Regions from separate parts of the Homo sapiens genome. Here region 1 is linked to region 2. Evidence: chromatin contacts called from ENCODE Hi-C data. All regions are on one chromosome and are shown on one strand. Each heading gives the region's core, a stretch centred on a gene start or an enhancer-like site at or near the end of the contact. The rest is flanking DNA. Distances are from core to core; before and after follow the strand shown.

What was found. A loop is a pair of places that touch in the nucleus more often than their neighbours do. Pooled maps may share reads with other maps.
Region 1: a loop to region 2 is called in a map with no recorded cell type, with 2.6 times the contacts of the local background. The contact joins two enhancer-like sites. A Hi-C loop is called at or near these places in 4 of 37 single-sample maps with no recorded cell type and 3 of 50 pooled maps.

The regions. Positions count from the first base shown.
Region 1 is chr21:34,880,686-34,886,206 of GRCh38, forward strand. It overlaps RUNX1 (RUNX family transcription factor 1), which reads right to left. Exons shown (of 9, transcript NM_001754.5): 5 at 1-28. It overlaps RUNX1-AS1 (RUNX1 antisense RNA 1), which reads left to right. Exons shown (of 2, transcript NR_186614.1): 2 at 2,798-4,367. Among named protein-coding and RNA genes, the nearest start is that of RUNX1-AS1, 47 kb to the left of the region's middle. RefSeq lists a silencer at 2,238-2,287 and an enhancer at 5,169-5,521. Within about 2 kb of position 1,251, at least 8 of the 41 ENCODE cell types and tissues checked have a DNase peak (open chromatin) inside an H3K27ac peak, as active enhancers do.
Region 2 is chr21:34,637,437-34,642,303 of GRCh38, forward strand. No RefSeq gene overlaps it. Among named protein-coding and RNA genes, the nearest start is that of RCAN1, 25 kb to the left of the region's middle. RefSeq lists enhancers at 2,823-3,022, 3,053-3,162. Within about 2 kb of position 2,920, at least 2 of the 41 ENCODE cell types and tissues checked have a DNase peak (open chromatin) inside an H3K27ac peak, as active enhancers do.

The sequences.
Region 1 (5,521 bases), core at 1-2,500, 240 kb after region 2:
CATCTGGAACATCCCCTAGGGCCACCACCTAAACACCAGTCAAAGGACAAATGCAGACATCAGGGATGTTATACATACACTTTTAGGGCATTTGTGTAGTGATTATTCTAAAATTAAATGTATATTCAATGATTTCTTTTTAGGTTGCAGAGGAATAGCAATGATAACTTAAGCAAAACAACAGAAAAGTTATAAAGAGAAGACACTTTTTTATTATATTTTAGGTTGGTGCAAAAGTAATTGCAGTGTTTGCAATTTTTAACTCCAAAAACTGCAGTTACATTTGCACCAACCTAATACATTATGTATAACTATATGTAAATTTTCAAATAGTGACACATATACTAAATTTACCTCATAAAGCCATAGTAGGTCACATAGCACAGTTGGAACAAGACTAACCATAGCAAGATATCAAGGATTTTGAGTAGCTATGCCGTCTCCTGAATACAAGCATCTCTTCTTAATTTCTCCCGTTTGAGAAACAGAACATCCTGTGTTTGTAAGTTTATAATCCAACCCATCTTTTACTTGCTCAGACCTCCACTAACAGGCTGAACAAGGTGCAGACTTTACTTTTAGAAAATAAAACAAAACAAAAAAACACAAAAAAACCCAATTTCTGCTAAAAGTAGATTTCATCTTGCTGACGATTCTTAAGTAACTTAAACTGTCCCTCTACAGTTCATCTTTGATACCTCCTACTCATCGCTATTATCTTGAGTTTTACTAGCAATGAATTCTAGCACACAAGAAAAAAAAATCAGAAATGCACCCTTCGTTTACTAATTACAAAATCAACAGACCTCAGAAAGACGGGACATTCACTTCTATGCACTCCCCTCAATTCAGGGGTGGAATTGGGTTGCATTTTTGTATCTGTGAGTCTCAGCGTGTGTAAACTCATGTCCTCACAGATGCCTGAGGTTTTCTGCTAGCCCAGCTGATCTTGACCAGGAATTTATTTAATGTAACTGAGTAAGTATGAAGTCTTATCAGGGCTATTGGAGAAAACTGGTAGATAAATGTTTTTATACTCAGGTAATTAAGAAAATGAATTCCAAAGTAAAATACTCTGAAAAGCATGACCTAAAGATACTTTGTACAATAGCATCAATTTCTTGGCTATCATTTAGGCCTTCTAGAAACTATTTTCTTGGTCTAGACATTTACTATTGGCTGTATTTCCTTTGTTTCTATTTTTCAAAGCAGTCATACAACTTCAAATCGAAATGCCCCAAGCTGTATTTATTCTGATCATTTCTGACATTCTTTACGGTAAAGTCAGTAGTGACATTTATATTACTCATTCCAATTACATCATCATTTTTGGTTGCTGTTTTTGAATTGGTAACAGTAAAGCATTCCTTAATCTAGTGTTATCACTCCTTCCTCTGCCTCCTACTTCCCAATTTTTACCTTAATAACTGCTACATAATTTTTTGTAGTATATATTTTCAGGCCTCTTTTTCTATATGTAAAAAAGGCTGCCATAGACTCACTTGTATGATATCGAAGTCATGTTTCTCAAGATTCCCATTTTCATGATCTGCTTAGCCATCACCCTTTCCCTGTGGCCTCCAGATGACTATCTATTGTTTTTATTCATTAGAACTGCTTCAGTCCTTGTGGCACAGAACACGAACTAACTCACTATGAGAGATGAACATACTTCCAACCCCAAGACTACACCAGGATAATCTAGTCTCATAGAAGCAGGGAGGCATTTTCCTCTATTTTATCCAACTTGCACTGCCAAACAAGGTCTGGGCCTTTTCTCTCTTTTTAATCCTTTCATTCCAATTGTTGGACATGTTTTCCATATAGGAGATTTTAAAACTCTGCTATTTATTCCCCAAGCACCCTCTAATTAGCTATTTAGTTCCCATTATAAGTGTGTTTGTTGCCATTTAATTAAGAGCAGTGATACGACAATTCCCTTTTTGTTTTAAAAAGATATCACGGAAATAAATCTCCCTGATCAGTTATTTGGTTATTGCTACTGTTTTTTTTTTTTTTCTATTCCCGAAAAATGGGCTTGCTTTATTTTGCTCTTTTTAGTCTCTCACAACAAATTTTCCCCTTTTTTTCATGATTTTCACTTCCCGTTGTAAAGTTAGCTCACAGTGTTGAAATGCCCTCTTTGAACACATATTTTTACTTCCTCATCCTCCTCTCCCTGTGGTAACCCAGGCTTCTCTATTGTAACTCAACATTCAGCAGGTATACAGAGACTGCCTCCACTACGTGGGTTTCAAACTGAATAACTCATTGTTGGGTCTGGATCTGTAAAAAGGTGAAAATAAATAAATCTTCTTTTATAACTACAGGAATGTATTCTGAATTATCTGCCTCCTACTGCTGTTCCCCTCACAGTGCTCCAAGCCTGTGCCTCTCTCATCTTTCCAATACTATCCTCATTGGTAATTTGGCAAATTCAGGAGACCTTCGCCAAGTCGAAACAAACATAGAATAAAATTATCATGGAGGCTAAATAAGAAAAGGCTGTTGATGTTGGAACTTAAGAAGAAAAAAATTAGAAGTTTAACTCCCACTCCTCTTTTTTTTTAAATGCAGCAGAATCAACCATATTTGGGCACCTACATATCATTCACTTGGCCTTGTATTGATCTCTGAGGGTTTTTTTTTGGTGGAGGCGGGTGGGTAAAGGGGAACTAGTAAATCCAGGGCAATTCATTAATACTGTATATCGTCCAATTGTTAACAAGCATACTTAAGCCAGGTTTAAAAAGTTTCTTTTTAATTCAAAACTAACATGCGTGCTAATTTGATACAGGTTTTGTCACTGATGGGCAATATGGAGAGAATGTAAAAATATCTAACTTCAAACAGAAAAAAGAAACAACTGGAATGAAAAGCTATAAACAATAGGTAAGGAAACACAAACATTTACATTTTAACACAGACCAAACAGGCAAGAAGGGACTTGCTGGCCAAAGATATCTCATATTTTGTTTTACTTCTCTGTTTTTAAAGTATCAGGAAGTTGGGCCAAATATCAACTCTCTTCTATATTACATGGACCTCCCAATACTGTTCTTGGCTAGCCTGTTCACGGTCCAAACTGGCATTTTAAACCAATTCTAATTAGGTTGAAATTACAGTTACAATTCATTTACTTCAAATCCGTTAACCTTCCAGTGTTGCAAAGAAGGCTGTGGAGTGGAACACAGAATTCAGCTGAGATGATATTTAAGGCATAGCTAGGGACTGTGATCTTGCCGACAAAAATATTACTTATTTCCTTTTTATGAAAAGAATATTACCATCAGAATCCAAGACCTCCGAACTTCCCTGCTGAAGGCACGTTTACGTCTTTGGACTCTGGTGTACCAGGGCCTGAACAAGCTATAACACCATGGTATTACCAAATACATCCTAAGTCATCAAAACAGCTTTTTAGGCTAATTCTGTAAGTACAGCAAAACACACAGCAAACTTAAGGTTTTCTTAGTAGTAAAAAACATGTATCTCTCATACTGTAAAAAATAAAGGTGTTCCATGGGAGGGAAGGAGTAGGGGGAGAACAGGTTGGGGCTCAAAATAAGCAAGTAGGGTTATTGTAATCTATTTTAAAGAAAATTCATAATTTTAAATCTCTCTTTAGTTCAGAAGATTGACGTAGAGGATTTACCTACAGAACTTCAGGAGATTCCTAAGAAGGCCTTCAGTGATCTTTTCATCAATATCATCAGGCCTTATCATTGTTTCACATTTGCTTCTCTTTACCATAGGGAATATAATAATTATTTACTGGTTAACTTCCTAGGGAGATTGCCTGCGGCTTATTTAAGATCCAAATTTTAAAGTAATAATTTCTGTTGAAGCTGCTTGTGAGGTGGTTGGGTGGGCAGATAGAGTGAAGCCAGGGACACACACTAAATGAGCCCGGGATGTAGGCAGGTTTTGATGTTTTGCTTGCTTTTATCCCTAACATTTTATCCCTTCACGTTTACTGTCTCACTGAACATTTTGTCTACTCTTCTAGTTATGCAGTGAGCAGGTCTCCTCCAGGAAGAAGCCTCTTTTTATGAGGATTGGGGTGGTGACAGACAATAATCAAATGGTCTGATTTCTCTGCTATCCTTTCCTTTCCCCTAAATGTTCTCAGGGGATCTGCTTGAACTTTTTTCAAGAGCTCTGTATTTGGATTTTTAGTAGCCTATAGATTATCACTCAATAAAACAAATTAATTGTTTTTAAGTGAATTGCCAAAAGTCATTTTAAAAAGGAAACTCTATGGTTATTATGGTTTCTGCTAGAAAGAATTCTGACAGCTCATAAAAGCAATATGTATAATTTTTCATTTTTTAGAAGAAAATAAATACTTTCATGTAATGGCTTGAGACTCTGAATTGCTCCAATTCCTGAAGATTATTTATTAATCATTTAGTCTTTTAATATATTTGAGTGTGGGTTCCCTGGCAGAGGAGGGAGTTCAGAAGAGACCCTGATTTCCCCCCCAAAAGGAAGCCACAAATCTCTTAGAGCCCTAGTGCATTGGGGCAGCCAGGTTTTAATGGCCTTTGGTGGTTATCAGCCCGTCTTGCCTCTGCTCTTTATCTGATAGTGACCCCATGGCCCAACCCTGTTGGGTCCCCTCTCAATGCGGGTGCCCTAAAGAGTCATCGCTGAGTCCATTTAGGCAAAGGGTTAGAATGATTTAAAAGTAAAATGGTCTCCCAAACCCAAATCTAAGTAAACGGAGGGAGGGAAAAAAGAGTCAAGCAAGCCACCACGTTCCTTCGTTCCTTCTCCTCATTTCCACCCCCACTAAAAAACAAAACAAACAAAAAAAACTGCTTTTAGAAAAGTGAGTGGAAAAAGAGGCCAATCTATAGACACAGCCAACTGCAAATTTCGTTTTGTTTTAGAAATCACAATCTAAGTGTGGAAACTGTATAAAGCTTAAAAATAACCGCAACAATACTTTTTTAAAAAGTGAATATTCGTCGTTGTAATAAGATCAAGACCCAGCTGAGGCTTGGAACTATAAAAAGCTTATATTAAATTAATCTCCCTTTAAAGGGGACAATTATTTAAACTTTTTTTTTAGTAGCTTATCTTTACACTTGGAACCACCTGCCTTGATTCGCCCTTTAAACGAACAGGAAATGACCCGCACTGATTTTACTTAGTCGCATCTTTTCAAACCCACCAAAGACAAAACAGAATCTCCACTGCAGAAATTAAATTCCTACTGCTTGCTGCTAGTGTAGTAGGGTGATTGTTTAGAAACGCCTGGGGTTGTTTTCATACCCCTGTTGAAGGTCAAGGTTTTTAAAGGCAGCTCAAAGCTTTGGGGATGATCAGGGGTGAAAAGTGAAGGGAGATCTTTGGAGCCGCCGCGCTGAAGTCTCCGGCTACGCGCCGCCCCCTCCTCTAGCAGGAAAGCGGGCCGCTGGGACCCCTGGCTCTCCGAAAACAGCCTCGTCACCTTTCGCTACCCCTGGCTTAATCTAGGTGAGCTGATGATAGCATTCAGAACGGTTCCGGGAAA
Region 2 (4,867 bases), core at 1,670-4,169:
CATAGACTGTAAGCTCCCTGAGGGCACGGACTGTGCGGCATTCATCATTGAACTCCCGGTGCAATAATTGGCAATAAACATTTGCCGAGTAAATGAATGAATAAACTGATGAGGATGTCAGAGTCTTGCTGCACTCTTCACAACACCCCTCTGAGGTGAGTGAGACCTCATCCATTCACTGCAACCTTCTTCTGCTTTTTCCTCTCTACAGAGCTGAAGAGACAGAAACTATTTCCCAGCCTGCCTTGCAAACAGGGCTCCACATATGATTTGGAAGCTGCTGATTAGGTGCAGCCATGAGAGAGCTGACTTTGGAACTGAATTAAGTGCGAAGGGAGTGGCAGTAAGGGTCATATATATTTTTGTTGGTGCAGATCTAGTCGGTGTGGAGGGGCCATGGGGGTAAACATTGTCATGGTAGCCCCTGATCTCCATCACAGTTGAGGTGTTACATCACTGGAAGCAAAGGTTGATTCAGAGGTCCTGGGGCTGTGCCACTTCCTGATTCTAGAGTTTTGTGCTTGAGTTAAAAGAGGTGGCTTCCCTGGTGGGTTAGTCCTGCAGTATTGTTTTATGAGTCTTTCCTGCAGGCCTCTTCTCTAGCCTGCTTCTTTGACCCATGTGAAGGTTTTGTGAGCACACTACTCCTATATGAAATCCATTTCTGCTTAAAATAGTTAGAGTGGTTCCTGTGACTGCAAGGGAACCTTGCCTGAAACAGATGGAACTATCAAGCCCATCATACAGATGCATACCTGAAAAAATGAATGGCTACTCAAGGTCATAGAGGTTGTGATGTCTCAGCTGGTGTTTGAACCCAGGTATGACCTCAGTGAAGATGAGGAAGGTTGGTCCACAAAAATGGCATTGTATCTGGACCAAAGTTGAGAACAGGATAAACTGGTAAAGGGAAGACAGAACAGTGTGGGGATGGGAACACTAAGAGAGTAGATGGGCTGGGTTCAGTGACTCACGCCTGTAATTCCAGCCCTTTGGGAGGCCAGAGGATCACTTCAGCCCAGGAGTTTGCGACTAGCCTGGGCAACATAGTGAAACCCCCTTTTTATTTAAAAAAATAAAAAGGAGGAGAGAGGTGGAGCAAGATGGCAGAATAGAAGGCTCCACCCATCATCCACCCAGCAAGGCACCAATTTAACAACTATCTCCACACACATAAAAAAACACCTTTGTTAGAGCCCAGAATCAGGTGAGCACTCACAGTACCTGGTTTAAAAAACAAAAAAATTAGCTGGGTGTGGTGGTGCGCACTTGTGGTCTCAGCTGCTTGGGAGGCTGACATGGGAGGATCCCTTGAGCCCAGGAGTTTGAGGTTAGAGTGAGCTGTGGTCGTGCCTTTGCATTCCAGCCTGGGCAACAACGAGAGACCCTGTTTCAAAACCAAAAGGGAGAATGGATTACCACAGGGGCTCGACATGATCAAGTCAGTTTAGTAGGAACGACATGTGAGGCATGGCCCGGTCACAGGCATGAAGGTTCAGAATATAGCCTGGAGTACACATGTATCCCTCTGGGCCAGGCAGAGGCTTCACATCTTGGTGAAAGGCCTGGTCGCACTTTCTCTGGGTTTCAGATGGACTGTTAATGCAAAGTTGTTTTTGTGTTTTTGCAAATCCCAGGAGCTGGTGGATGGGGATGGTGTGACCCTGTTGGAACCTGCTGGCTGGCAGCCCTCCTTCAGAGAGACACCGTTTGGAAATTACCAGAGGCCTAGAGCACCAACCCCTCCCCAGACCTTGGAAGAATTCACCATGATCCCCTGGTAGGTTCAAGTCCACAGAGGATGGATTCTGAAGGGGAACATGCAAACCCATCAGCACCAACCCAGAGCTGTTGTAATAAGTCATCACTCCTGGGGCAGGGAGACTTGACTCTTCCCCTGATGATTAGGAGTTTTGTTGTCTTTTGATGTTCCCAGGCCAGATGCCACAGTTAAATTAGCAAAAGAACTCAAATAACCCTGAATAGAAGAAAGAGGAGACTCTCGTTATGATGCACCAATGATTGGTAAAGGTGACTTCCCACAGTGCTGTTTTGTTACAGGGCAATTTGCCAGGGTTGTTGAGGCCACCATGTTACTCCCAGCACTACAGTGAGATATATATATGTACTTACTGGAAGATCTGCAATAGTGTAAGATGTACTATTGCCTCTTTGAGCTTTTGGACAGATGTGTGGCTTTAAGAACTGTTGTGCACCCTGCGCCAGACAGCCAACTCATCGGAGACCCCGAGGAAACAGTCAGTCAATTGGTAAAGGTGACCATACATATCCTTATTCCCATGGGAATTCAGGTGCTTGGTTTATCAGAGTAGATTGTCACTAAAAATGTCCAAACTCTCTGATCATCTTTTTTTTTCACCCTCACCACCCCCATGTTGATTTCAGACTTCTAGTCTCTGGAACTGCAAGATAATAAATTTCTGTTTTTTAAAAAAATTGTGGCAAAATATATATAATATTTATCATTTTAACCATTTGTAAGCATCCAATCCGGTGGCATTAAATACATTCCCAGTGTTGTGTAACCATCATCACTATCTGTACCTAAAATATTTTCCCCCATTGTTAACTCTGTACTCATTAAACAACAGCTCTGCCTCTCCACCCCGCCAACCCCTGCCCCTAGTAACTTCTATTCTACTTTCTATCTCTATGAATTTGACTATTCTAGGTCCCTCATATAAGTGCAGTTACAAGACATTTGTCTTTCTGTGCCTGGCTTATTTCACTTAGCACAATATTTTCAAAGCTCATCCATGCTGCAGCATGTATCAGAATTTCATTCCTCTTGATGGCTAAACAATGTTCCATCGCATGTGCATACTACATTTTGTTATCCATTTAACTGTTAATGGACACTGGGGTTGTTTTTACCTTTTGGCTATCGTGAATAATGTTGTCACAGACGTTGGTGTGAAAATACTGGTTTGAGTTTCACTTTCAGTTCTTTTGGATATATACTCAGAATTAGAGTTGCTGAGTCATAGGATAATTCTATGTTTAATTTTTTGACGAACCACCAAACTTTTCTACAGCAGTTGCACTGTTTAATATTCTATTTTATTTTTCTTTTCTTAAGCAAAAAAGGGAATATGTTGGGCTCATGTAACAGAAAAGTTTGGGGTGGAACCAATATAGCTTGCTTCAGGAGTCTCTTAATCTCTCTGATCTCTCTCCATCTCGTCCCTGCCCCCTCCCACTGCATGCCTTTCTCAGGCTCCACGTGGTGACGAGATGGTTGCAGCAGCTCACACAACCTGTTCTATTCAAGTTCATGTCCATTGACTCTGTGAGATCATTGGAGAAACTTTAGGGTTCTGGCTTACTAGAAGGGTGACTAGATTCTGGATGGCAAAGAGGACAGTTGTCCCCTACACCTTTCCCACTCCTTTAAATTTCCCCCACCTCAGGACAGCTTCAGCCTCTCCAGCCCAGCTCCATGTCCATAAACCTTCTGGTGTTCAGGAACTCAACTTCTCCATCACTTTTAATTCTTCCTTCTTGCTTGAACTGCACATCCAATCAGTTCCACTGCCCTGCCAATTCTTGCTTTGAAAATAGTTTTTCCTCTGAGTCACTTCCATGGAAAGCATTCATGATTCAGGTCCGCGTAAAGTGGTTACTACAAGTGCCTCAGATGCTGGCAGTGATAATGCATCCTGGGAGGTCTACACTGGTAAAATCGTCACCTAACAGGGGGACGGGCTGTCTGTAGAAGTCTCTAAGATGGGTTGGTCCCTTTGAGGCTGGAAATTAAAAAAAAATAAAATTTAAAAAAAAGTTTTCCTGTATTAGGCTGACTTGTCCCAGAGGCAGCAACAGGCACAGCCCAGACCCAGGAAAGGTCCTAATAATGTTATCTAATGTGCTCTGAAGACTCTCCCAGCACTCCCTCAACATAGAAAAAAAAATTTCCTTTGTTTTATGAAATGAGTTTGTAGGTTCCTCTTCTCTGTAACTAGTGACTTCAAGTATTCTGTTTTCTCTAAGAAGTACAACAAAGGTCATAAGAAGCTTGAGTAGGCCCAAACTACAGCTGCCTGGGCACCATAGTAAAGGTTATAGGATAAGCCCATGCCCAGGCAAAACTAGATAACGGACATCTGGGTTGCTTGGCAACGGTCATGTGCAATCCTGTCTTTGTCCTGCCTCAGTATCCCTGCTTTCATGCCACTGTAAGCTTACTTCAAGCTAGCCCACCCCCTTTTGTAAAGTGTGTATAAAAGTCAGGTGCTGTCTTTGTTCTGGGCCCAGTCTTTTGGACGTTGAGTCAGCTGGGCCCGAGTACACTCAGTAAAAACTCTCCTGTTTCAACCTGAGGTCTCTCTCGTCCTCCTGAATCCTGCACCACCTTCTCCAGATTAATGTAAGCTTGGTCTTAGGAAGTCTCAGTGGACCTACTGAACTTAGGAGAAACCTGTGGCTTAGGCAATATTTAGAACAGCTGAAGAAAGATCAAGGGAACAGCATGGAGTCTAGAATTTTTTTAAAAAGGGAGAAGGTCAGAAAGTGTTGGACACAGCATCTCAGCACCCAGGGCCATTGAGGCTGGCACTGTGTTTTCTGACTTCTCTCATAATCGATGATAAATGCCTCTTTGTACCCCTAGTCCATGTTTTCCAAGAAACCTACTGATTATGAATTGACTTCCCAGATACCTGGATGGCAGAAAAGCAGTGCCTTGGGTGGTAGCCTAGAGTGCCCCGGGATCTGTTACAAAAGTCCATTGCTCAGATCATTAGTAGAGAGGAAAAGGCACCTTGAAGGGCTTGAGAGCAGGTGCAGGGCTCACAGTAAAGCATGGTCCCCACCCACAAGGCAAAGCTTCAGGATGTGAACCCAGACT